Linked DNA regions of Mus musculus: regions 1 and 3 are each linked to region 2. The links are chromatin loops, found by intact Hi-C in ENCODE. Cell type or tissue: heart. All regions are shown on one strand.

Region 1 (8,000 bases), 130 kb before region 2:
CAGCGCAGTTCACTGGCCACAACAGCCCCTGTAGGAGAAGACACTGGGTCAGAAGGGCTGGGGATGGCTGCGCCCACCTGAGGCTTCCCCAGAAACATCAGCCTCGAATCCGAATCCCACCTGTAGCCTGGTGGTTGGTGGCCAGCAGCAGCAGCAGGACCAGTGCAGCACTGAGGAGCCGGCAGGTGGGAGGGGCCATGGCGCTAGGCTGAAGTGTGGCTGGAGTCTGGAGTGCCCGAGGAAGCTTGTTGGAGGCACTGAGGCGCAGTCTGGGGCTCTGAGGTCCCGAGAGCTCCTTTTATGCACGATGTCTGGAAAAGCCCGGGGACCAGGGAAATTCCCTGAGCTCAGGGTCCCCTCATCAGGAAGCACAGAGCCCCGCCCCTAAGCTGAGTGGGTTGGGGACACGCGCGCGTGAGCTGCCTGCCTCATTCTACTGCCCTGCCCTTCCACTATGGGACCCTGGGATGTCCTTCCCCAAATCCTCAAAAGGAAGGAAGTGATGTCTGCGCTGAAGTGACCACCTGCTAGAGGACAGTGGTTACTGAGCTATGTCATCAGTGGAGACCTAACAGTTTGGGGAACTTTAGTCATTAGGACTGAAGAAATTAAGGTGTGTGTGTGTTCAAGCGTGAACGCGCGGGGGATGGGGGATTGCTTCTCTATTAGTTACATACTCATAGATAGTACTAGATGAAGATTTATTTACGTCTGCGTAAGTACACCGTTGAAATTTAGTCATCTCAGGCTGTACACAAGAGTGCATTGTTCCTGCGGTGTACTGAGCACGAGTAAATCACATTTTGTGTCATATCCTTCTACCCGACTTGGGGCCGTGGGGGGGGGGGGGGGAGATGTGTCAAAAGCTTAATTCATGTTTAACCTAGGACAAAGTGTTGTAATCTCATATAACTTCCTCTGTGAAATTCTGGAACTTCCGAGGCTCTTCCAGTGTGCTGGTGAGCACCACATCAGCTGTAAGAGATTTTCATGAATTCAAGAAACAGAGACTTGGTGGTCTCTCGGCGGTCTCCAGCTGCAGGAGGCAAGGGCTCTCCTGGGGACAGTCTACTCGCCAGTCAGTGCTGACACCTAGAGGAGGTAGCGCCCTTCACATGTCCGCTTCACAACAAACGTGTACCTGTATCTGTGAAATATTTAGATGCCAGATTTCAATCTCTCTCTCTCTCTCTCTCTCTCTCTCTCTCTCTCTCTCTCTCTCTCTCTCTCTCTCTCTCTCCCTTTGTTATCGAGGCAAATCTAGCCCCCCCCACACACACACTGTATACATCCATTCTTGTCCCAGTGATTTGATTTCTCCACTAGAGGATCATATTGAGCTTTCACTGATTGTGACAAACTATTGTAGCCCTCAGTTCTAGCCTTTGTCTTTCACTAGCTCATTTTTCTCACCCTGGGTTTTATTTCTTGGTCATCTAGAACACAAGTTGTAGATAGTTGTGGGTCTGAGTGCAGCTCTCTGAGAGCCATGTGGTCGTTTTACAGAGAAGCGTGTGAGAGGCAGGAGGATATTCAAAGCTGCCAGAGAGGAAATGCTGTGCCACTAGATACTGGGACATAGACACCCACCTGTGACCAATGTGCTAGCTTCTTATCTTTGAAATGCACCCAAATAACTGTCTCAAAATGTTCAGATGAATAAATGTTAATGTTTCTAAAAACTCACTGTATAAATGCTAAGGTAAAAAAAAAAAAACACAAAAACAAAATTTGTTTTTGCCTCCATATTACTAAAACAAGACTCACCTAAGAGTTAAAGCCACACACTCACACACACAAACACAAATAATTCTTGAAAAGCAAAACAATTTCCTATTCGTTTTTGCCCCCCACCCCCACCCCTTAGGAGATAATTTGGAGCAGGGATTGATGGCAAACACATTTAACCCTAGCCCTCGGCAGATAGAGGCGCCCAGATCTCTGTGAGCTCCAGGCGATGGGGGCTGTATAACGAAACTCTGTCTCAGGGGGAAAAAAGAATTTAGATGAGTCTCTTACCTAATTTAATTGGTTTATCAACTAAAACTACAAAATCTGAATGAACATACTCATCTCAATTACTAGTAAAATTTATAAAGAATTAGATGTTTCCTGAGATAAGTGATTCTTAGGTTTAGGAGAATTGTGGGGTTTTATTTATTTATTTATTTATTTATTTAATGTTTGTATCTCATGGCTCAACTTTGGCTTTCCTAATGTTTAAAATCGGTGAAGTGGCAGAACATCTGGGTGTTGTACTCCCAGTAAGACTTTACATTTGTAGAATGAACGTGGTGTATTTAACACATATGTATGCTTTGTCCTCCCCCCCCCCCCCGCCCTCCCAAATTAATATACATCCTCTTCAGAACTGAAGCCGGTGGAAATTGGAGCTTCTAAGAGGCATTTTATTCATGGACATTTTATTCATGGGTTTTAACTGCCTAGATAAGGCTCACAGACTTCTGTGGATTTAATGTGACCACTTTATCAGGTTTTTAACTGAAATATTTGCCTTCAGTATTATCAGGATGCTGGTCAGCCCATTAGTATCTTTATGATAGTAGAAAACAGAAACTATCTGCTGTAGGGATTTCCAGGTGCAATCTGATATGTTGACATAAGGAAATACTCAGAGAGAATAGAATAAAGTACCGGGTTCCTACAGCAGTCTCTGAAGCATACAATGTTTCAAAAAGTAATTACTAAATATATACCAGTAAAGACAGAGTAAAGCAACAGTTGCTTACAAAATGGAATACTAGCATTTTTTTTCCTTCTAACACAATATCCATCTTCATAGCCAGTCCCTAACAACCTTTGACTTGCTGTTTTTGAAGCTTTAAAGAGAAATAACATTATACTAAAATAATTCAATTTTTTCTGGAAGTGTTAAGTACCAGCTCCAGCCAATTACATTTGGTATGAATAAAATGACAAATTCTATGCCCAAACTTTAAAGTCATACTATCAATTTGAAAGGAATGGAACCACCACGAAACATTCACTTATCATCCTTTGATGTTTTACACATGCGAGATCTTTTAAGTCCAGAGCTGTGCTCATCCTGAGCGTAGATGACGCTGCAGGGATGGTCTGGTGGTGGATGCTGTTTTTCCTACTTGCTACCAGGAATCAAGATGTCTGCCAGCCCTCTTTCAGTTAGTGCTTCCTGAATTACGAATCAATCTAGCTGAGGGAACAATAGTGACATCATTATGATGCGTTAAATCCCTCGACTCAGGGATAGAGAGATGACTCAGCAGTTAGGAGCCCTTGCTGTTTATTCAGAGGATTATTATCCAGTTCCCCAGAACTGGCCTTTGTGGGTACCAGACATGCATGTGATACCCGTATATGTATTTAGGTAAGCACTCATCTGCATATAATGAAAATGAATGATTAAAACGTGTCTAGATCTCTCAGTTCATTCAATCCAAAGCATCTATGAGTGCATCTCTAATACGCTCTTCTTTTATGCCTGATTCTAAGCATTTTCTTGCTGACTTTTGATGACAGAGTCCTCACTATCCTTTGAGAAGCAAGACTCCAGTCCCTGCTGTCTCTCTCTCTCTCTTCCCAGTCTGGGTTCAAGACAAGTGATCTACGGCACAGCTCTGGAAGTAAGCGGACAGACTCACGGAGCATTTGCCAGTCCTTTGTGGCTGAGCCTCAACGTTGTAGAGGCCTTGGTAAGCTTGCCAGCAGGCAAATGATGTAATCATGTCCAAGTCAGAAAAAAAAAATCCCTCTGGTCCTTTCTGTCAGGAAATGATTTTTTAGAAAATACAAAACAGGTCCTTACTTCCTGCTGGGTCGCAGCTGGCAAGCCAGCACCTTGGAGTTCTGCCAGAGCTTGATCTGGGAGAGGCTGCTTGAAGCTGAGGCAGTCTAGAGAAAAGCCACCTATCCCGCCCAAGTGAGACCAGTCACCAGGTGTACGCTTTGAGCTTGGAAATTCTGCCTTCCACCCACTCTCACCTGGCTTTAGGTATCCCAGAAAGACCAATTGATTCTCTTTTTCATTCAGTCCATCTCGCCTGCAGTTGTGTGTTACGGACTCCGCTTATTGATAGATTCTCTCTCAAGACGGACGTTTCAGCTTGCTTTTAAACTTCCTCTCTCCTTTTCTCTCAGCATTTTCAATGTAAGTTCTCAAGATTTATAATGTAAGAATGAAGTTAGGTGCCTTGGACACCGAGAGAGGTAGGTGACCCTGTGACCCTGGACCTCTCCTTTCAATCGGGAAGATACATACCTGAGGGGGGAAGACGCAGAAACCCAACAGAGGCTGTGATAAGCTATGTGAGACACATTCAAGGTATTTGGAGAAAAACGGTGATAATCCAGTTCCCACTGTGGCATTGGGAGCTCTTTCAGACACAGAGGACCTTCTCTGTTCTGACAATGTTAAAGAAGCCTTCCAGGGAAAGGAGATAATTCCGAGAGGCAGGAAACCTTCTGAAGGGAAAGGACAGAGCAAGCAAAGACTTGTTTGAAAGGTGCATAGGCGAAGTGGGAGCAGCAGCAGATCACAGGCCAGTTCCTCCCCTCGGTCCTTTGTGAATCTGGACTAAAAAGATGAAGATCCTGCATGGACCGTGTCCCATAGTCAACCAGACTTTGGACCAGGACTCAGCAATCAGTGTACCTGAGACTTTGCCCTAAAGTACCTTTCCCTGCCACAAAGCTGGACTTCCTGAGGCATGCCTGTTTGTAATGTTTTCCAGCTTCTCTCCAAATGGATAAGATAAATTCAATCTTTTAAAACAAAACTCAATGGTATTTCGCCTTGTAAGTAAATGAGATACTTTGATTTTCAAGGCCAAGTAACATATTCATAATTGTATTAGTAATTCACTTAATTTGACGTGTTTTGTTGTTGCAAGAAAAAAGGTTAAATATGGGATAATCAATAACAAGATAAAAAAGAAGACCTGAAACTCATAACTCATTCTTAGTGATTCAATTTTAATTTTTCAGCATATAGCTCCTTACTGAATACAAATTATTCATTTATTCTGAATTCCATTGTCCAGACACTTACACATAGAGGGTAGATTTCATTAGATCTTGACACAGTTATAGGGAAAGACATAAAAAGAAAGACTATGCTGAGACATGCTTTGTACCAACAGTCTTAAAGAAAAAAGTATTCTCTAGGAGTAGTCAGCAAAGTGTGTGCTACAGAAGCCTAAGACCCTGAGTCTGGATTCCCTGCGCCCACGTGGTGTTGACTTCTGCTTTCCACACACATACACACACCCACACACATACACACACACACTTTTCTCATTACAGCATTCTTTAAATTGTCATTGTTTCCTATATAATTCCATAGTTCCACCTCCAGAAAAGGTCACAACTTCATTAAGAGTTTCATTTCAACCCATACTTCCTTTCCTTCCCAATAAAACAAACTGGAAAAAAATTTTACTTCCCTATTGGCTAATGTTTAGTAACCTTTTCCTTCCTTTTTCAATCTTGAGAACATAGTAAGTAAGTGAGCTCATCAGAGCTGCCCGTGGAGAAATAGCTAGCATTCTTTGTTGTCTGCCATTACATAGTTTACTCTTCTATTTGTTCCACTGGGACACTTACAAGTGTCTCTGAGGAGGCCATGTCTTGAGCAAAAAGGTGAGAGAGCTTTTTGTTTTCTCTTTTTTTTTTCACCTTCCTCCCTCCCCCAAGACATGGCCTCCTTAGAGACCCAGTCTGCTCCCTGCCCCCATTCTTGATCTTTTTAGCCTGTGTGCAGGAAGGGGGCACTATGACCCTTAGAATCTTGTCAATTCCTCTGGATATTACTTCCTCTGGGAGGCTGCTACTCACATAAAGTTGTTTCCATGGCCAATGTGCATAACGTCACACTGTAAAGTTTATCTGCTGTCTATACTGAGGAGGGTAAGATATTCTCATTGTTGAAATCACATAAGAGAAGAAAGTGATGATGAAGATTAAAACCAAAAACATTTATTAGGTATAATGTATCAGAGGTAGTGACATATTTGTAAAAGATGAATAAGGTAGAACAGAAAAGAAAGAATTATTTTCCATGTAGGATACTTCTAGCCACTAAAACAGCTAGTTTATTACTACTACTACTATTAATATTCTAAGAATCTTTTTTGCTTTCAGTAGTTTGTAGTTTTTAAAATTCACTTTAATTGATACTAAGTAATAACTAATACTAATCTAATATATTAGATCTGGAACATATTCCAAGACTTTGACACAAGATGACTCTTAATAAAAAACTATGTGTTCCTGTTTCATTTTTTAAAAAATTAGAGTTTTTTGTGGAGGCAGTATCACGTAGTTAAATTGCATTAAATTCCTGTCATGCAACCTAAGAAATATGGGAACTCCAAAATTGACAAAACTACGTCTAAAATAAATATAAGGAATAAGGCCACGTTTCCATGGTAATATTTTTTAATCACATTAGATGTCTATGCTGTATATGAAAAGCAAGATGACTGTGGCATTGTGAAATCAAATTTAGGAAGCTGAGGGATGAGTTATTAGCCACAGCAAGCATGCACAGTGTATGGTCATATCTATTTCAGCAAGAAAGGCAACAACATTATAAAAAGTGATGAGCAGGGTGCTTTTCTGTAGCATTTCAACTTCTTCTGTCTTTGATACATTCTTCAAGGCCAATATGAAGCCTCCTGTAGAAAACGTTTCCTGGGCACTGTAAAATAAAACAACAAATAACAAGCAAGACAACAGCAGCAGCAGCAACACCACCACACCCACTGTCATTTACGCAATCTAGAAATGTCAGTCAAGCCAACTCAATTCTATTTTTCAACTTTTCCGTACTATTAGCAATATTTCAATACCTTCCCTATTAAGAATTGAGTTAAAGATAACGTTAGAATCTTTACCTATGGGAAGCTAACATGGCGGCTATGCAGATAAAATATATAGATGTCATTCATGATAGGTGAATTAAATAGTTAGGGCCAGCTTGGACCATACAGTAACATGTTATCTTTAATCCATTAAAAAAAAAAGACCCAATTTCATGTAGCGTATGATGAGTCACCATGTAGCCAAGACAAGTCTTTTCTGCAGACACTTTTAGGACATAGATTATAGGTGTGGACCACCATTACACAAGGTACAAAAAAAAATCTTCTTTACCTATGGATCCTGATTTTTCGACTGCTTTTTGTTAGTCTTGCCAACTTGTTTTATGTATTTTAATGCTATTTGTAAAATTTAAACATTACTTTGTCTCTTCTATAGTTTCCCCCTTTATATTTTGAATCAGACTTTATTCTCTCGTGACTGCTTGTTTCTATATGTACTTCACTAATAGATCAGTTGTTCATAAATAATATTTTAGTAACTGATGATGTATATTGAGTTCCTCTCATATAGGTTTTGTGAGGTGGGAGACATTTCATTTTCACTTATTTTAAGCTATTTAGAGTTAAACACTTAAGAAATATCTTCAGGAAGCATAGATTTTCTTATTTTCATAGCCAGTCTTTGACTTTTTTTGTTATTGTTGTTGTTGTCTTTTTGTTTTTATTATTTATAATCCACCCTTTGCCCCCTCCTCTCTCCTGGTCCCCCCTCCAATAGTTCCTCATCCTATTCCTTTTCCTCTTCCTGGGGTCTCAATTCTCTCAAGATGATGCACATCTTCTCCTACAAAAGCCAGATCAGGAAGTCCTCTGATATATGTGTGTCAGGTCCTCGGACCAACTCGTGCATTCTGCCTGGTTGGTGACTCAGTGTCTGGGAGCTCCCAGGGGTCCTGTCCCAGTTAGTTGAGTGTTGCTGGTCTTCCTATAGGGTTGTCCTCCTTTTCTGCTTCCCCAGTTCTTCCCTTAATTCAACCATAGGGGTCCCTGACTTCAGCCCAATGGTTGGGTGTATCTCAGTCTGTCTCAATCAGCTGCGGGTTGGGTCTCTCAGAGGACAGCCATGCTATAAGCACACATCAGTAATAGTGTCAGGCCTTGGTGTCTCCCCATGAGATG
Region 2 (8,000 bases):
CTTTTTCTTCCTCTGCTTCCTCCTTTTCCTCTTCTTCCTCCTCCTTTTTTGTCCTCTTCTTCCTTTTTCCCTCCTCCTTCTTTTTCCTTGCAGAATGCTATGAGACTGCAAGAAGACCCTCAGCCGATGTAGCCTCTCCATCTTGGAACCCAAAACCTCCAGAATCAGAAGCCAAATACATTTCAGTTATTTTAAATTATGATTCTGTAGTATTTTGTTACAGTAGCATAAGATGACCCGAACTTAGTACATCAATGGCTTCAGCTGCATATGTTGCAGAGGGTGGCCTTGTCATTCATCAATGGGAGGAGAGGTCCTTGGTCCTATGAAGGCTTGATAGATGCCCCTGTGTAGGAGAATCGAGGGTGGGGAGGCAGGAGTGGGTGGGTGGATGGAGGAACACCCTCATAGAAGCAGGAGGAGGGAGGGTGGGATAGGTGGTTTCCGGGGGAGGGGAGGACGGGGGACCAGGAAAGGGGATAACATTTGAAATGTAAATAAAGAAAATATCCAATTGCTCTTTACTAGAAAGGTGGTTTACCTCACTGTTCATCAGGCATCATGTGTATTTTATAAAATGGTAAAAAAAAAAAAAACAATTATGGTTTTATTATTTGAATGTTTCTGTTGTTACCAAGTGTCTATCGTGCTAGACATCCCCCCATCCCCACGCCAAGGAATTATTTGCGGCACCAGGCTTTCTGTTGAAATTTCAGGCTTAAAATTTTTGCCCTTCTTGTCTAATTTCTTTTACCTCTAAAGAACACGAGAGTACTATAGATGCATATCTTTTTTTAACTTAGTTTGTGTACTTTTTTGCCTTTATTTATTTTTTATTAGATATTTTCTTTATTTACATTTCAAATGCTATCCTGAAAGTTCCCTATACCGTCCCCCCACCCCCCGCCCTGCTGAGGCTATGTGCCAGTGCCTGGCAAATACAGAACTGGATGCTCACAGTCATCTATAGGATGGAACACAGGGCCCCCAACGGAGGAGCTAGAGAAAGTACCCAAGGAGCTAAAGGGGTCTGCAACCCTATAGGTGGAACAACAATATGAACTAATCAGTACCCCCAGAGCTCGTTTCTCTAGCTGCATAGCAGAAGATGGCCTAGTCGGTTATCTTGGTCTTGCAAACTTTATAGATGCATATCTTTAAAACCAACTCACCAACTCACTCTGTAATGCACCGTGCATTACAGAGGAAGTTGTTTTCAACTGCAAAAGCCTTATAAGGGGGCGGGGGCGAAAAGCGAAGATAACAAAAACAGAGATCTGTGGACAGCAACACACACTTGTGTGGTTTTGGTTGGTTGATAGGGTCCATGGCTGTGGAGTGAGGGCTGGGTTTGTGGATGTTTTCTGCTGATTGTCCCCATATACCACTTAGAAAGCAAGGCTGGAAGCAGAGGACATTTAAGGGCAACTTAGCTCTATCACTCCATAAATGTCCAAAGGCAGGGGTTGTTGCTGCTGCATACTGCAGGATTTCCCAGGTGGCAAAATCCTCCTCCAATGCCCTTGCTCATGAAGGGGGCAGCTTGGAAGTGCTTTTAGGATGCATGAAGTAAGGGGTTTATGAGACCCTAACACCCCAACACCTCAGCACCCCAATACTACCTGATGCTGTAAAACTGGTTTGGTCCCTTTGACACACTGAGTCGTGTCTGCTAAGGGTGTCAGAGGTGGGAAGTAGATAGGAGAATGAACAATGTCATTTCACCTCTCTTTAAATTCACTTGATCTGAAGAGCGGTTAGTGTGACTGCAACAGTTTCCTCCCACTGCCCTCCTGAATGCCTTACCACTCTAAATTAACTGCAACGGTGCTTTGAGAACAACATTGATAGCAATAAAATTGAGCCTGGATCATCCAACCCAAACTATGTGTGAGGAACCACAGCACGTGTTTTTGCATATATCACCTGTTGGCATCAAAAGCTGTTTACAGTCAGTCTCCGAATCCATCGATGCCATCACCCATATGCAACAAGAACCCTCATGTGTCTGTTGTCATGGCAACTGCCACACATTCCTGGGGTGTGCCTCACATGTGCACCTCACCTATGCACGGTGGTGTGAGTGATTACTTCATGGCCCAAATAAAAGGCAGAGAACCCCCAACCCCTCACCCCTGTTTTCCTCCTTCTCTTCCCCACTCCCCCACCCCCACCCCCATAAACCTCTTCTAGTGGGACTGTGATGGCCTGGTGTGATCGATCCAGATATGAGCCACTTTCTAATACAACACCACCCAATAACCCATTTCATAGATAAAGACACAAAGGCACAAAGGCAAAGCAGCTGGTAGAGCTATAGGTGAACATGCTGAGGACTTTGGTTTGGAACATCTTGTGAAGGTAAGTGCCATGCCTATATATGTGCTTTAGTAGGATAATTAGGCAACCTTCCTTAAATGTGCCACTGAAAGTGAAAATCGCCAGAAACTAATTGTATGATCACCAAGATCACTAATTGTGTTCCCTACATTCCCCCCTGATACCTGTACCCCTTGTAAGTGTCTACACACTGTGACTGTTTTCATGTATTCATCATTCTAGAGTTGTCCCTTCCTCAAAGAACTCAATTGCATATCCTCTGTTTTCTCTTAGGAGTCTAAGCCAACAAACAGCTCTACACTGTCATGTTAGGTTGAACACAACAATCAGGTTGGGTCCATTCGTGAGCTAGTATCTACATCTTCTTCTATCAATTAGAGTCTGCCTTCCCGCTCATTAAGGTAACTTGAACAATAATCTCACCCCCAAGATTTCTACAGCCTGTGAATGTCATTTCACATGACAGAAAAAGGTTTCACAGATGTATGAAGGTGATTGAGAGAAAATGTTTATTCTAGATTATCCAATAGGGTTCTAAGAATCTGCAAAGGTTTTTATGAGACCAGACGAAGGAGGGAGTAAGTGATATCTAAATGATATACACATATCACATCATCTTCCTCTTTCCTCAATGTGTGGTACTTGTCCTCTGAAGTATGACCGTAAAGCCATCTGGTCCCAGCCCTGCTTCCTGTGGCTGCTTAGCATACCGTGTTATGAGGAGATCTTAAAGAAAACTGAATTACAAATCAAGTTTCTTCTGAGCCCAAGAATCCTGCAGAAAGTCTCGCTAAGACATCTACATGCTTGGAGCAGCAGTGAGGTGATAGATTAATAGGTCCTAGTAGGACTCTTAAGTTTGCCAGGTGAAGACCCCCCTACAGGCAATAGTATAAGAATAAAAGTTATTTTTAATATTTCATTTTTGAAACATAAACTTTCTTCAAGAACTCATAAAAAGAAAGATATTTTCATACGGTTTCTTGAAAGGATCAACATATTAGCATTATGTATTCACTCTAATCTCTTATTATTTTAATTTTTATGATAATCTTGAGAAAATTGAATCAAAGTTTGATTTAGGTGCTTATTTTCAAAGGCAACTCACTATGTTGAGCCCCCTTCCTGTTTTTTTGACAAAGCTAATTACAACACAAAACCGAAGTGTAACCAGGAGACTATGTAATTAAGTATATATGCAAATATTCATCAGCTGCCGTACAACCAGTAACACCAAGCAAATTCAGTTCTTAGACCAAACCTCCCATCAAAAATACTTAAAGTTTTGGAGATGTTTCCTTACTCATGACACATTTTTTGGCTTCATTACAAAAATAGCTTGACTTTATGACAACTTGGTTCAATGCATTTATTTAAATCTTGAAGGATAATATAAACATCGGAAGATTGCAGTTACATTAAAAGTAGACAAGATTCCAGGAGTCTTGTAACACAATTGACATTTAGGCAGCTGATACCTAACTCTCCAGGATTTTCTTGATTACTTTCTTATATAGGGGTGCTTGCCGGTCCAGGCAAATTTTCCTCCCATTCTTCAGGGTGGCTCTGTCAGAGGGGAAAGAGGGGAAAGGGAAGGAATTGCTTTACAGATCCTTGGTTGGAAGAAGGGAAGAGATGGGAAGGAACAGGTAGCAGAGGAGAGGACGGGCCTGGGGGATGTGGGCAGGACTCACATGAGCTGGGGAACCGCACAGTGGCGTCCTGCCTTGATCACCTCCAGGCTGGTGATGTGCTTAAGATGGATCCCAGAGGAGATGGTCTTCACACACACACAGCTAAGATCTCCATCGCTTTCTTCGGGACCAGCTGAGGGTAAACGGGGAGAAGAAGAGGGGAGTAGAAGAGATAGCGATGACCCTATCATCTGCCGGTGTGGTACCTCTGGACCTTTCCACAGGCTTGGTTACAGCATCGCCTTCCCCTCGGAAGGCAGGTGGAAAGCCCATACAATATGACCCGATGTCATCAGAGTTCACCTCCCCGCACCTGAGGCTCCTGAACTGTCTTCCTGTCCCTAGCATCCCTTCACCCAATCTCACCGCTGGTGACAGCAACCACCGCTGGCAGAAACAACAGGCCCAGAAGCAGCAGCTCAGGACTGGGCCGGAGGCCTCGAAACACCGCAGCGACGCTCATGTCAAGAGGGTGCCACTGGACCCAAAGATAAAGTTCTACCTTGAGGAAATGGGTCTAGGGCTCTTAAGTGCAGGCCAGCAGCTCCTGGGACTTCCCAAGCACGTTTTATCTTCACTGCCTGCCCAGTCCGGAAACCCAGGATACAGGATGAGGAAGTGCTCTGCAGAAGCAATGACACTTGTGGAACAGTAATTGGGATCTGGCCAGCCAAGATTAAAATAAAACAGAGCAGAAAAAAAAAAAAAAAAAAGCTGAGGCCAGCTGTCTTGACTAGTAGCTGGCAGCAGGATCCACATCTCCAATGTGAATTGATATCAACAATTACAGAGTGAGAAACAGTAGGACTTGGAATTTAGCAAAAGGTATGCTGTATGGGGCAGAGAACTTTCTGAGATCGCCATCGGGTTTGCAGAACACACACCTTCAGTATCAATGTGTTGCCTTCTTGGCTTCCAGTCACGTAACTCCAAAGCCACTGTCACTCTTCCTGCCGATTGTGGTGAGGCTGACCGCTGTGGGGTTGGAGATGTGGGGTTGGAAATTTATTTTCTGCCACTAAAAAGATGAAAGTTAATGTCTAGGCGATGACTTCTGACTTTCACCCTCATCCGGAAGCTCTCCCGAGCCTCTTGCATGAAATTCTGGAGGCTCTTCTGACTGCAGTCCAAGCTACTGCAGGAAGCAGGGTCTGCTGTCCCCACGACTCTTTAGAAAAATCACCGAAGTAGTGAATGCATTCCTTTGGTAAAATCTTTGAGTCTAGCTATTTCTCTACTCAGCTCTATCCTGGTAAAGACTAGATAAAAGAGTTTTCTGGAACAGTTGGAGATCTCTTTATTAATTTATGCCGTATATGGTGATAATTATGTGCCCCTGTATCTGTCCCTCATGTGTAGTGATACAGTCAAGCATAATTCCCTGGGACATACATTTCTGAATACTCAGCATAGACTACAATGGCTACTGCAAACCATGCTATAAATCCTATGCGTTTAGGGAACTGAAACTTGAGGCCCCTGCTGAGTCAGCAAAAAAACAAAAACCAAAAAACAAAAAAGAATGGATAAGAGGATTTGAATCTGGACAGCAAGGGACTCTTCTGTGCAGCCTTGGCCAAAGATTTCAGCATTTGCAGAGTCAAGGAATTCAGGCAATGACGTCAGGCAAGGCAGCCTTTCTCTCCATTTAAAGAAAAGAATCCAGTTCAGGTGCACAAGAGTAAAAGATGCTCTCACCTCAAGAAGAAGAAGCACAGTGTAATGAGTGCCACAGTAAGATCCAGGCTTGTTGGCTTTCAGAGAGAGACTGCCTCAGAGAGGCACGGCTGGTTTTAATAATTGGAGCGAAGCTAATGAAAATGGCTAGAGACTCTGTTCACTGCTTTATCACATGTTTATGGACATTTACATAGTTATTACTGAATTAAGTGTTCATTTTATGGATAAAATATCCACAGGCCTGACCCTCTGGTGGTAGAGATAGAGAAGGAAACTCTCCTCCATGCTGAGTTTGAGTGAACTACATGTTTAGCATATAAGTGTGTCCTAAAGTCCATGTACAGGTTGGAGGAGATGACATTTTCTCTTTCTCCAAGACCAGGATATAGTAGGGGGAGTTCTGAATAAAGTAGTATCTATGTACCTATAATTGATGATATGTAGTGCTGTCTTCTTAGGGAAGGAAGGACCAGCGAAAGGGTCAAGTTCCAATGGTTAACGAGCAAGGTTTCCAATGTGCAATCTGATCATTTATTTTCTAAGGCAGGTTTCTTTGAGCTCTGTTGGGAATTGAACCCAGGGCCTCCCACATACTGGGCAAGTATTCTACCACTGAGCTATACTTCTAACCGAAGGCAAGTCTCATGATTTCTTAAATGTCAGGTTTCCTCCCTTTCTGCAATATGAGGAGAGCTAGCAGCTCTGCTAATAGCCTAACGATTATATGTGACTCATTGTGACACACAGTCTTTAAAACATTTTTAAGTCCTTTTCTTTCTCTTATCAACTCTATTAAACAGCTAGAGACCATTCCCATTTTAGAGATGAGGAAACTAAGGCACAGAGCAGGTCAGCAGCCTAACAAAACTGAAATGGCTACTAGGCAGGGTTCCTATAGCTCGGGGGGGTATGCCTAGCATCTTTCAATTCTTGATAGTGTAGGGCATTTAAAATGGCACAACCTAGTGACTTTACCTGGCAATATTAAGAAAGAAAACAAAACAAAACAAAAATAGAGGTCTAGGAATGTGGCCCAGTGGCAGAAAACTTGCTTAGCATACATGATGCCCCAAAGTTCAGTGAGAGAGAGAGAGAGAGAGAGAGAGAGAGAGAGAGAGAGAGAGAGAGAGAATGGATATAGAAAACCTTTAATAGTACATCAGACCCATCATATTTCTTTGTTGCAGACAATAGTGGCGTTTTTAAAAACAGTTTGTGTTAAACCCTTTTTCACCTCACACTTTTGGTGCTACTGGTGTTAAACATATTCACTATAAAGTAAATGACCACTACTTGCAGAATTTACTTTCTATGATTTTATTGTGTTCAGTTTCAAGTAAACATATGTAAAATGTTGCAGAGGTTGCTTGGAAACAAGACATTCTAGGGATAAGACATTGGAAAAACATGGTCATGACCAGAGCGAAAACTGCTTGACTCCAGGCGATTTCCGTTGCAATTGACCACTACGAAATTTATCATTATATATGTATATAACAATGCTCAATGGGAAAAAAAAGCAGCCATGGATTTGAAGAGAGCAAGGATGGGTATATAGAAGGGTTCAGAGGGAGAAAAATGAAAGGGGAAGGGATGTAATTATAATCTCAAAACTAAAAGAAATAATTATTAAAAACACAGAATGAAAACTTGACATAGTACATTTGAAAAGAAAAGCTCAAATAGAGAAATGCAGGACATGTCAGAATGCTTAGCCAAGAACTGCAGAAATAGACCATAAATTGCAGGTTGCAACTTGGCTTGCCCGTCTTCATCATTGTTTGTTTGTTTGTTGTGACATTCTTTATCATGCCTTCTCAGAATACAGTGTGATTTCTGAGACAGAACGAGAGAACATCCCAATTTCAAAGTGGAAAAATAATTCTACCAAGTCCAGATTTCAAACCCTCAACCCTTCCTGAGCAGGAAAATGGTTTGGCACAGATGAAGCAGCTGGTCAGTAACCTTCCAAGATTTTCATGACGATTCTCTTGACGCCAGGGGCATTTGGGTCCAGGCACGTTTTTTGTCCATTCTTCAGTGTGGCTCTGCCAAAGAGAAAATGATGGTCTGTGTACAACAGCCTCTCTGTCAGAACAGATCCATGAGGAGGGAGGAAAGAGGAAAAGAGTGGAGAGGGTTTCTATAATGACAATAGCAGAACAAAGAATCAGGGACTTACATCACTTCCACATCAGCACAGTGAACTCCTGGCCTGTACACATTCACAAGGGAGATAGAATTGAATGGGATTCCAGAGATGGTATTCGTACATCTGCAGCGCAG
Region 3 (8,000 bases), 120 kb before region 2:
AGTTCTAAACTTTCCCTTTTCTTCTAAAGTATCACTTAGGTATCCTAATATACATCCTTTTTTGTTTTTTGTTTTGTTTTGTTTTTTGTTTTGTTTTGTTTTTTGAGACGGGGTTTCTCTATATAGCCCAGGCTGTCCTGGAACTCACTCTGTAGACCAGGCTGGCCTCAAACTCAGAAATCCACCTGCCTCTGTCTCCTGAGTGCTGGCATTAAAGGTGTGCACCACCATGCCTTACATTCTTACCTGATTATATTTTCCTTAATATGTGACCCATTGATAAAACATGGTATATTTTGAAGCCATACCTCTCAGTAGCTCTCATTCTGCTTCCTTAAACCACGTATTTTACTTCACAGTGTGTATTTACCTGTATACGCCATTACTTTTATTAGCATTTTTAACATAAAGCTTTAAAGTCCATAGAAAGAATCCACTTGTTCACTTCTGGTCACCAACCTCATCAAAAAGGAAAGATAATTACACAGTTTGGAAGACCCACATACCAAAGGGCTTGTTACCGTGTTTATAAGACTTCAAGAGTTTGTCAAGAATTTCAGAGCCAGGTGTATCCACTCTGCATAACTGTAATCCTGGCGTGCAGGGAGCCTGCAGAGGAAGGACTGAGAGTTCAAAGCCAGTCTAGACAGCTTTGCACGACCCCTCTATCCCGTTCAAGTCCTAACCAGGCCCGATCCTGCTTAGCTTCTGAGATAAGAGGAGATCGAGCTCGTTCAGGGTGGTCTGGCCGTAGACAATCCCTCTCTCAAAATTAAACAATAATAACAGCAAAGGTATTTTTTTAAAAAAAGGAACTTTTTTTTGAGTAAAAAAATTGGTCAGTGTAGAGCTAGAAATTATCAAGAAAGTTGGGGAATCATAGAATGTGTTTTTCAGGGGTAGCAATTGCTCCTCCTCAAGTATGCAAGTCATAAGAAATTCCAGCCATCATAGGTACAAGATTAACTACAAACCACCATGTCAAGAAGAATAAGACAAAAAGCACCCATGTTATTTTTTTTAATAAAACTTTTATTTTTACTTCATTTGTAACAGTCCTTTGAACGTCTCTGTCCCGAGCGAGACGAGACCAGGAGAAACAGGGTTAAAGAATGTAAAAGGGCATTATGCCCTACCAACTAGACACAAAATGTCCAAGGGAAGCGTCAACACGTGCGTGTTGACCATACAATATGAAAGACGACTTTCAATAAATAACTGACATTCTTTTCAAGACATACAAACACAGCCTCCCACACATGTCCTCACCCTAATACATACAAAACATAATACTAAACTCTATCTCTCTGCACTTCTTTTCGCACAACACCCTTCTACTAGCACAGTGGTTGACACTTAGTGGTCTCCCAATAAATATTAGTTTAATGAAATATTTTAAGCCTACCCATCTTTAAACTGAACAAGCAGAACTGAACTACCATCGATGAAATGTATCCACACTGTTAAATATTAATGTAAAATAAAAACCACACACTTTGTGGAATAAATAAATACATAAATAAATAGGACCCTCAAAAGAAATTGTATAGTGTTGTCAGAAGCCAGCGTTCACCAGACAGGTGCCATCAGAGCAGTCTGTCTTCTTTCTCCGTTACTTGGGGACACCTCTGCAATCAGAAAAGAGTCATTGTTACAAATAGTCATCAAAGCCTTTCTTCTTTTATTCCAGCCCCTGAGGCTCCAGATGGGCTTTCTACATGTCTACACTTGCACCCAGAGTTCTGTACTGTCGGTTCCTGTGGAGTCAATCACTTGACTTGGAAAACAAAAACAAACAAAAACAAAAACAAACAAACAAAAACCTACTTCAGCATGGGTTAATTTACAAGTGTGACTTTAATCCTCTCTCACTCACAACTCTGTGATATAGCTGCTATTATCTCCCCTACTTGGCTTAAATTCAATAAATTATGTAACATTCACAGAGACCTTAGCCTTGAACTCAGGGAAATCTCACTGGCAAAAGAAGGCTCGGGCATGCTTTGCCAGCCCCTAAGGAGACTTTTAAAGGCTATTGGCGACTTCTCCATCTTTTAGGAACTGTTGCCACTGACCATTTGCATAGGGGTTTTGAGTGTGGTAATAATTATACACAATAGTAATTGTGTAATATACAATAGTAATTGTGTCCAAGAGGACACAATTCTCTAGCATCAGAACCAATTAATGATCTCAAATTAAGGTCAATTACCAAAATAATAACCACAACTTTCCGACCTCCTGATAAACACAGACTTTCCTTGATAGAATTAACGTTCAGGGGTCATATGCCAGTACTCCCACCCTTGACTCTAGTCTCGGGTACAAACACAAGTCACAACTCACTTTAGCATCTTTTGGACAATTTTCTGAACCAAGGGAGCTTCAGGGTCAAGGCAAGCCTCGCGACCATTCTTGAGTGTGGCTCTGCAGAGAGAAGGATAGACCCACATGTTAGGCATTCCCACTAGGAGAAGTGTGGGGGCGCGGGAGGGTTTGGGCGAGTCTGGAAGTGGCAGAAGCTAACCGGGAAGATACTCACATGACTTCGGTTTGGGTGCAGTGGGGCCCTGAGGGCAACACCTTCAAGCTCTGGATGTTCTTGAGGTGAATCCCAGCCATGGTCTGCAGGCACTGACAGCGCAGCTCATTGGCGATAGGCGCCCCTATGGGAGAAGACTCTTGGTCAGCGGGACTGTGGGAGGCTGCGCTCACCAGAGGTCCCTCCTCCCCCAGTGGCAGTGGCGAGACCTACCTGTGGCCAGGCGGCTGGTGGCCAGCAGCAGCAGCGCTGCACAGAGAAGCGAGCGGGTGGCTGGGATCATGGTGCTGTGTTGGAGTGTGGCTGGAGTCTGGAGTGCTGGAACTGGTTAGAGGCTCTGAGTCCTGTTGTGGAGCTCTAGGGCTCCCGCGAGCCCCTTTTATGCTCGAAACTCCAGAGCTCCGGGCCAGGGAAATTCCCGGAGTACAGGGTGTTTCCCTGCAACCGGAAAGGACATCGCTCCTCCCCCTTGCTCCACTCCCAAGGATTAGACTCTGGGATTTTTGCTTTTTGCCCCAAAGTCCCAAAGGGGAGGGAGTGACGTGCTTCGCTGGACAAGTGACGGCTGGGGGGTTGGGGGGGGGAGGAGTAGTGAGACTTCAGAGTCTCCAGTGCTCAGGGCGAGGTGGGTCACACGCGTTATGTGCACGTGGGCGCCACGCCACCTAGGATTCCACTTGGTGTACTACAGTGATTTGCGGGGATGGAAGCTTGTCTTGTTTTTTGAGTGTGGCAGATTAACGCATTCTTTAAAAAGACATCTACCCTCTCTTATCCCACGTGAGGTGGTTTGCTTTTGCCAACTGTTTTTGTGGTAAATCACAGTTGGTGGTTTGTATCAGGGAGGCATGTGAAGAGGGTGAGGAGAAAGATCACTGTCAAGGTTAGGTCCCTGTTTATTTTAGAATGCTGTAGCAATCTCCTCTTTGTTTTTTGAGCTTGGGAACTTCCCGAAAGTCCGAACTCCCGGTGTGGTTCCTGAAGCATCCCTACCCTGCTGTATAGCAGGTCATATTTTGTTTTGACTAAGGAAAGTCCACGGGAAAGCTGTGGGTTTTTTTCTGGGCTGAGGAGGGGGTTCCTAGATATAAAAGGCCACAGATGTCACAAGCACCAGTCTAACAGCAAAGGGCTATGGCTTTATATAACTATTAGTCTACTTGTACAACTATTTTCATGCTATCTGAATCTATCTGTATTGTAAAACTGAGTCTTTGAATATTATTATTATTATTATTATTATTATTATTATTATTATTAATTACTACTCAGGGTTACCTAGAACTAGCTATTGAACTTCCAAGCCTTCTCCTCCCACCTTCCAAGTGCTTCTTAGACTCAGGAGCCAATACACCAGACTTAGATAATTACTGACATATTTGTTGCTCTCTATTTAAACAATTTCAGAATCTGCCTGAATGCAGTCTTAGGTCTCCAGATTGTTGTCGTTATTGTTGTTTGTTTGTTTGTGTTTGTTTTTGTCATTGTTGGTATTTGAATGTAGATCCTAGCTGAACATCCATTGATTCTATGTCTCTGTGAGGGAGAACTGGAGCTATCATGTAAGAAACCCTTGGTCTGGGTGTACTCTACATGTGGAGCTACAGAGGCAGCCTGACTATTAGGATTAAAACTTCAGCTTCAACGAGTCCCCACGCAATGGTCACTGGCAATCTCTCCAACCTCAAGTATGTTTCTCATCTGTAAAAGAAAGCCAATAGTAGCATTTGCTTCACAGAGCTGATATACTAAGATGAAATGTGCTAGCATCCGGGTGCTATTTAAGCATTTTGCAAATAGCTACCAAATAAAGGAAGAGACGTGGTACTCTACAACTTTATTGGCAACAAATTGAATGATCATAAAGGTGGGGTACTCAGATTAGGATTAATGCCCCATGAGAGTTCAGAGGTCATCTGTGCTGAGTCTTACTCCCTTCTTCCCTGAGGTCTCTGCAAGGAAATGGTAGCCATCTGCACAGGAGAGTCCTTCACCAAGCACTACACCTGTTTCCAAACTTCCTAAGATTAGCTGTTTTGAAGGGTACCGTGATAAGAGAATTCCTCCTTGTTTTACTATAGCTGGATGCCGCTGATATATACAAGCTGCAAATCACAGAACAACCTACTGGAGTCATGTCTTAAAAATAGAAGCTCACTAGGGCTGGAGGAATGGCTCAGCAGCTAAGAGCATGTTCTGTTCTTGCAAAAGAGGTAAGTTCAATTATCAGGCAATTCCCAATCATCTGTAATTCCAGCTCCAGGGACAGCTAACGCCTGATGCCTCAGCCGGCCCCTGTACTAACATATGCGCATCCACACTCAAGTGGATGAGTGAATGTACACAGTCAATGTAAAACATTTCCAATCTTTATTAAGTCTCAAAAATGTCCCTCATAGAACTAATATAAAAATACAACCACTTAACATCTGTAAAGTATCCTTCAAGTAAAAGTTACTGAAAGTAATGTTAACTAAAGCAAACCAGTAAGATATGAAATTATTGAAACTAAAAAATAACATTTTATACATTCCATTCAGTAAAAGGAAAGGCATAAATACAGAACGTACAATAGTGGTTGCCCAGGAGAAAGGGATTTAGAAATTTATTATTATTGTTTGTATGTGTGTGCATGTGTGTTGGATGTATGTGGAGGGTGCATGTGGAAACAGTGGTTGACACTGGGATGTTTATCTTGATTGCTTTCCAGCTTGATTTGGAGTCAGGGCTCCCCATTAACCTCACAGCTTTGGATAGACTGGCTGGCTGCCGAACCCTGGCATCTGCCCGTCTATCCAGGCCTCCACAGTGCTGTGATCATAGAGACATGCATTCAGTCACTCCTCATCGTTATTTTGGTGCTGGACACGTGAATTTAGGTCTCAATGCTTGGACAGCAAGTATTTTACCCACTGAACCATCTTTCCAGCCATGGAAGTTATCAAACAGACGTAGGGTTTCCATTTATATGATGAAGGCATTTTGGAAATGGATGGCAGTGATGGTTGCACAAGACTATACAAATATCATCAAGATGTACATTTTTTGTGATAAATTTTATGGCTCTTTTGTCATGATAAAAATTAAACAGAGTAAATAAAATGAATAAGTAGTAAATAAATCTGTTGAGGTTAATGGGTTTTATTGATTTTTTTTACTTAGCACATGAGTTACGGGGAGTTAAATTTTTTAATATAAGAAACAATATCCATGGAGATGCTGCGGATACAGGGAGGTGAGCTTAGGAACTGTCACGCTGAAGAAGGAAAGTAGGTTTACTTTACTGAGGAATCAAGTCCAGTGAAAGAGCTGTGTGCTCCAGAGGATGGATTTCTGGTTAGGATTTGAGAAAACAATGTTGAAGGTCCAAAGGTAGTGGACATTAATGGACCAAAGGATTGCAAGACCTGGGAAGGCCCCACTAGGATCAGAAGGCATCACATACCGTTTCATAAAAAAAAAATTATCAATTTACACAATTCCATTTACAATAAATAGTATTGTATAATTTGAGGATAGAAACAGGATAAAGTTAGTGAGGATGGAAACCTTAAGCCATAGAGAGGACAACTTAGAAATGATTCCCCACAATAGAGGAAAATGGCAATGCCCCAAGAAATTATTAATTCTCTATGTCGAATGCATTTATTATAAACTCGAAGTTCAACAGCCAGAAGGCCAAAGGTCATGGGTAAAAGTTTGGGCAAAGGGCTTGCTTATGTCTGTGTTCTTAGATGTGGCACGTTCTAGAGAGAATGATGTCCTCAGTGGGGCTCTTCTTGAAGACTGAGCTCATGAATCCTCTAACGGTTCTGAAATGGAGGAGGTTAAAAGCCGTGAGAACAGGTAGGAAAGCCAGTTGGTTAGAAAAGAGGACTCACTCATGGACTATATAGAAGTCCCGCATGTAACAGGTAGATATAAAAACCCAGGCACTATTGTAGATGCCAACAGGAGCTTGCTGACCAGGAGCCTGATACAGCTGTCTCCTGAGAGGCTCTGCCAGGGCCTGACAAATACAGAAGTGGATGCTCACAGCCATCCATTGGATGAAGCACAGGGAGCTAGAGAAAGTACCCAAGGAGCTGAAGAGGTTTGCAGCCCGATAAGAGGAACAACAATATGAACTAACCAGTACCCCCAGAGCTCCCAGGGACTAAACCACCAATCAAAGAAAACACAGGGAGGGACTCATGGCTCTAGCTGCATATGTAGCAGAGGATGGCCTAGTCGGTCATCAATGAGAGCAAAGGCCCTTGGTCCTGTGAAGGCTCTATGACCCAGAGTAGGAGACTGCCAGGGCCAGAAAGTGGGAGTGGGTGAGTTGGTGAGCAGGGGGAGGGGGGAGGGGATAGGAGATTTTCGGAGGGGAAACGAGGAAAGGGGATAACATTTGAAATGTAAATAAAGAAAATATCTCATAAAAAAATAGGTAGGTATAAAACCAAATAATGCGTTCAGGGTACTCTGCAATTGGAGGGTGCTGGTGGCTACACAGAGAGCATCCTTGTCAGGCCCCCGAAAGCACTCAGATGTTCTGAAGAGAGGAGAAACACTGTTCGTGGTGGTGCAGGAGTGAGGATCATGTCTGCAAACTGCTTTGTAAGAGATTAAAAACTGGATCATGGCAGTCGTAATGATGCAGTGTGAGTGGATGCTGGAGGGCAAAGGAAACGTTTGGGGTTATAAAGATGAGGCCTGGAGCACTAGGGATGAGAAATAAAAGGGCTTGCAGTTGGGTATGAGACTGTCAAGCAGTGGTGATAAGGACGGGTCTCTCAACAGTGTTGTCAGGCACAGTGGCTTCTCAAAAGCCTCCTGTCCTTGAGGAACGTGTGCAAAGCACATTGCCCTTTTGTATATCTCTCTGCTGATGTGCTTCCACGTGACCCGCTGAATTGTGGGTAAAAAGCTGAAGCTGTGTGATCATATCCGGAACTTGCATTCAGATCCAAGATTGACTCCTGGTCTTAAAGCCAGTATTTCACAAGACAAGAAAACCAGTGACCAGAAGGAAAGGACAGGTTGCAAATCTGTATCAAGTCTGTGCGTTGTGTTCTAGGTGTCTATCTTTCTTCTTGAACAATATGGATTTTTTTTCTTCTTTTTCAACTATCCAATTTATTCTAGGAACCTACACTGGGATGTGACGATAATAGTCACCTCCATAGGCGCTGCAGCCTAGAGACCCTCTGCTTTGCTTTGACTGTCTCCTCCAAGCTTCCTTTGAAATTTTATTTCTCTTTGTAAGGGTCTTCAGGTGAGGCCTTTAAGATGTGCTTAGGAGACTAAGGCACTGCCTGGTAAGAGGATTAATGCTGCTGTTTTAGAACTTGGTTGGCTGCAGCAGGCAGTGGTGGTGGTGATAACAGGGTGGTTTGGACCAGCTCTCTCCCTCTCCCCCTCCCTCTCTCCCTGCCTCACCTGATGACTTACTCCTTGACAACGTTATGATGCT

Evidence for each region. Peaks named below come from ENCODE experiments on the same cell type or tissue, not always from the same donor. Only the 100,000 strongest peaks of a DNase experiment are listed, where the experiment ranks them.
Region 1: it touches region 2 in a loop (5-fold over the local background); 6 of 42 quality-filtered maps call a loop at or near these places.
Region 3: a loop joins it to region 2, with 2.0 times the contacts of the local background. A loop is called at or near these places in 6 of 42 quality-filtered maps.

The regions. Positions count from the first base shown.
Region 1 is chr5:90,896,144-90,904,143 of GRCm38, reverse strand. Cxcl2 (chemokine (C-X-C motif) ligand 2) reads right to left here and starts at 245. Exons shown (of 4, transcript NM_009140.2): 1 at 121-245; 2 at 1-28. The coding sequence starts at 199. In heart, a CTCF peak has its summit at 1,093; DNase peaks (open chromatin) are centred at 443 and 3,833; H3K4me3 peaks cover 1,291 bases; H3K27me3 peaks cover 1,065 bases.
Region 2 is chr5:90,769,079-90,777,078 of GRCm38, reverse strand. Ppbp (pro-platelet basic protein) reads right to left here. Exons shown (of 3, transcript NM_023785.3): 2 at 7,897-8,000; 3 at 7,016-7,762. The coding sequence ends at 7,672. Pf4 (platelet factor 4) reads right to left here and starts at 4,644. Exons shown (of 3, transcript NM_019932.4): 1 at 4,401-4,644; 2 at 4,035-4,167; 3 at 3,696-3,906. The coding sequence starts at 4,497. The coding sequence ends at 3,819. In heart, no CTCF peak of the experiment used is centred here; a DNase peak (open chromatin) is centred at 4,618.
Region 3 is chr5:90,886,136-90,894,135 of GRCm38, reverse strand. Cxcl1 (chemokine (C-X-C motif) ligand 1) reads right to left here and starts at 2,891. Exons shown (of 4, transcript NM_008176.3): 1 at 2,756-2,891; 2 at 2,543-2,666; 3 at 2,347-2,427; 4 at 1,015-1,628. The coding sequence starts at 2,825. The coding sequence ends at 1,613. In heart, CTCF peaks have their summits at 2,707, 3,009 and 3,220; a DNase peak (open chromatin) is centred at 2,855; H3K4me3 peaks cover 1,228 bases; H3K27ac peaks cover 677 bases; H3K27me3 peaks cover 616 bases.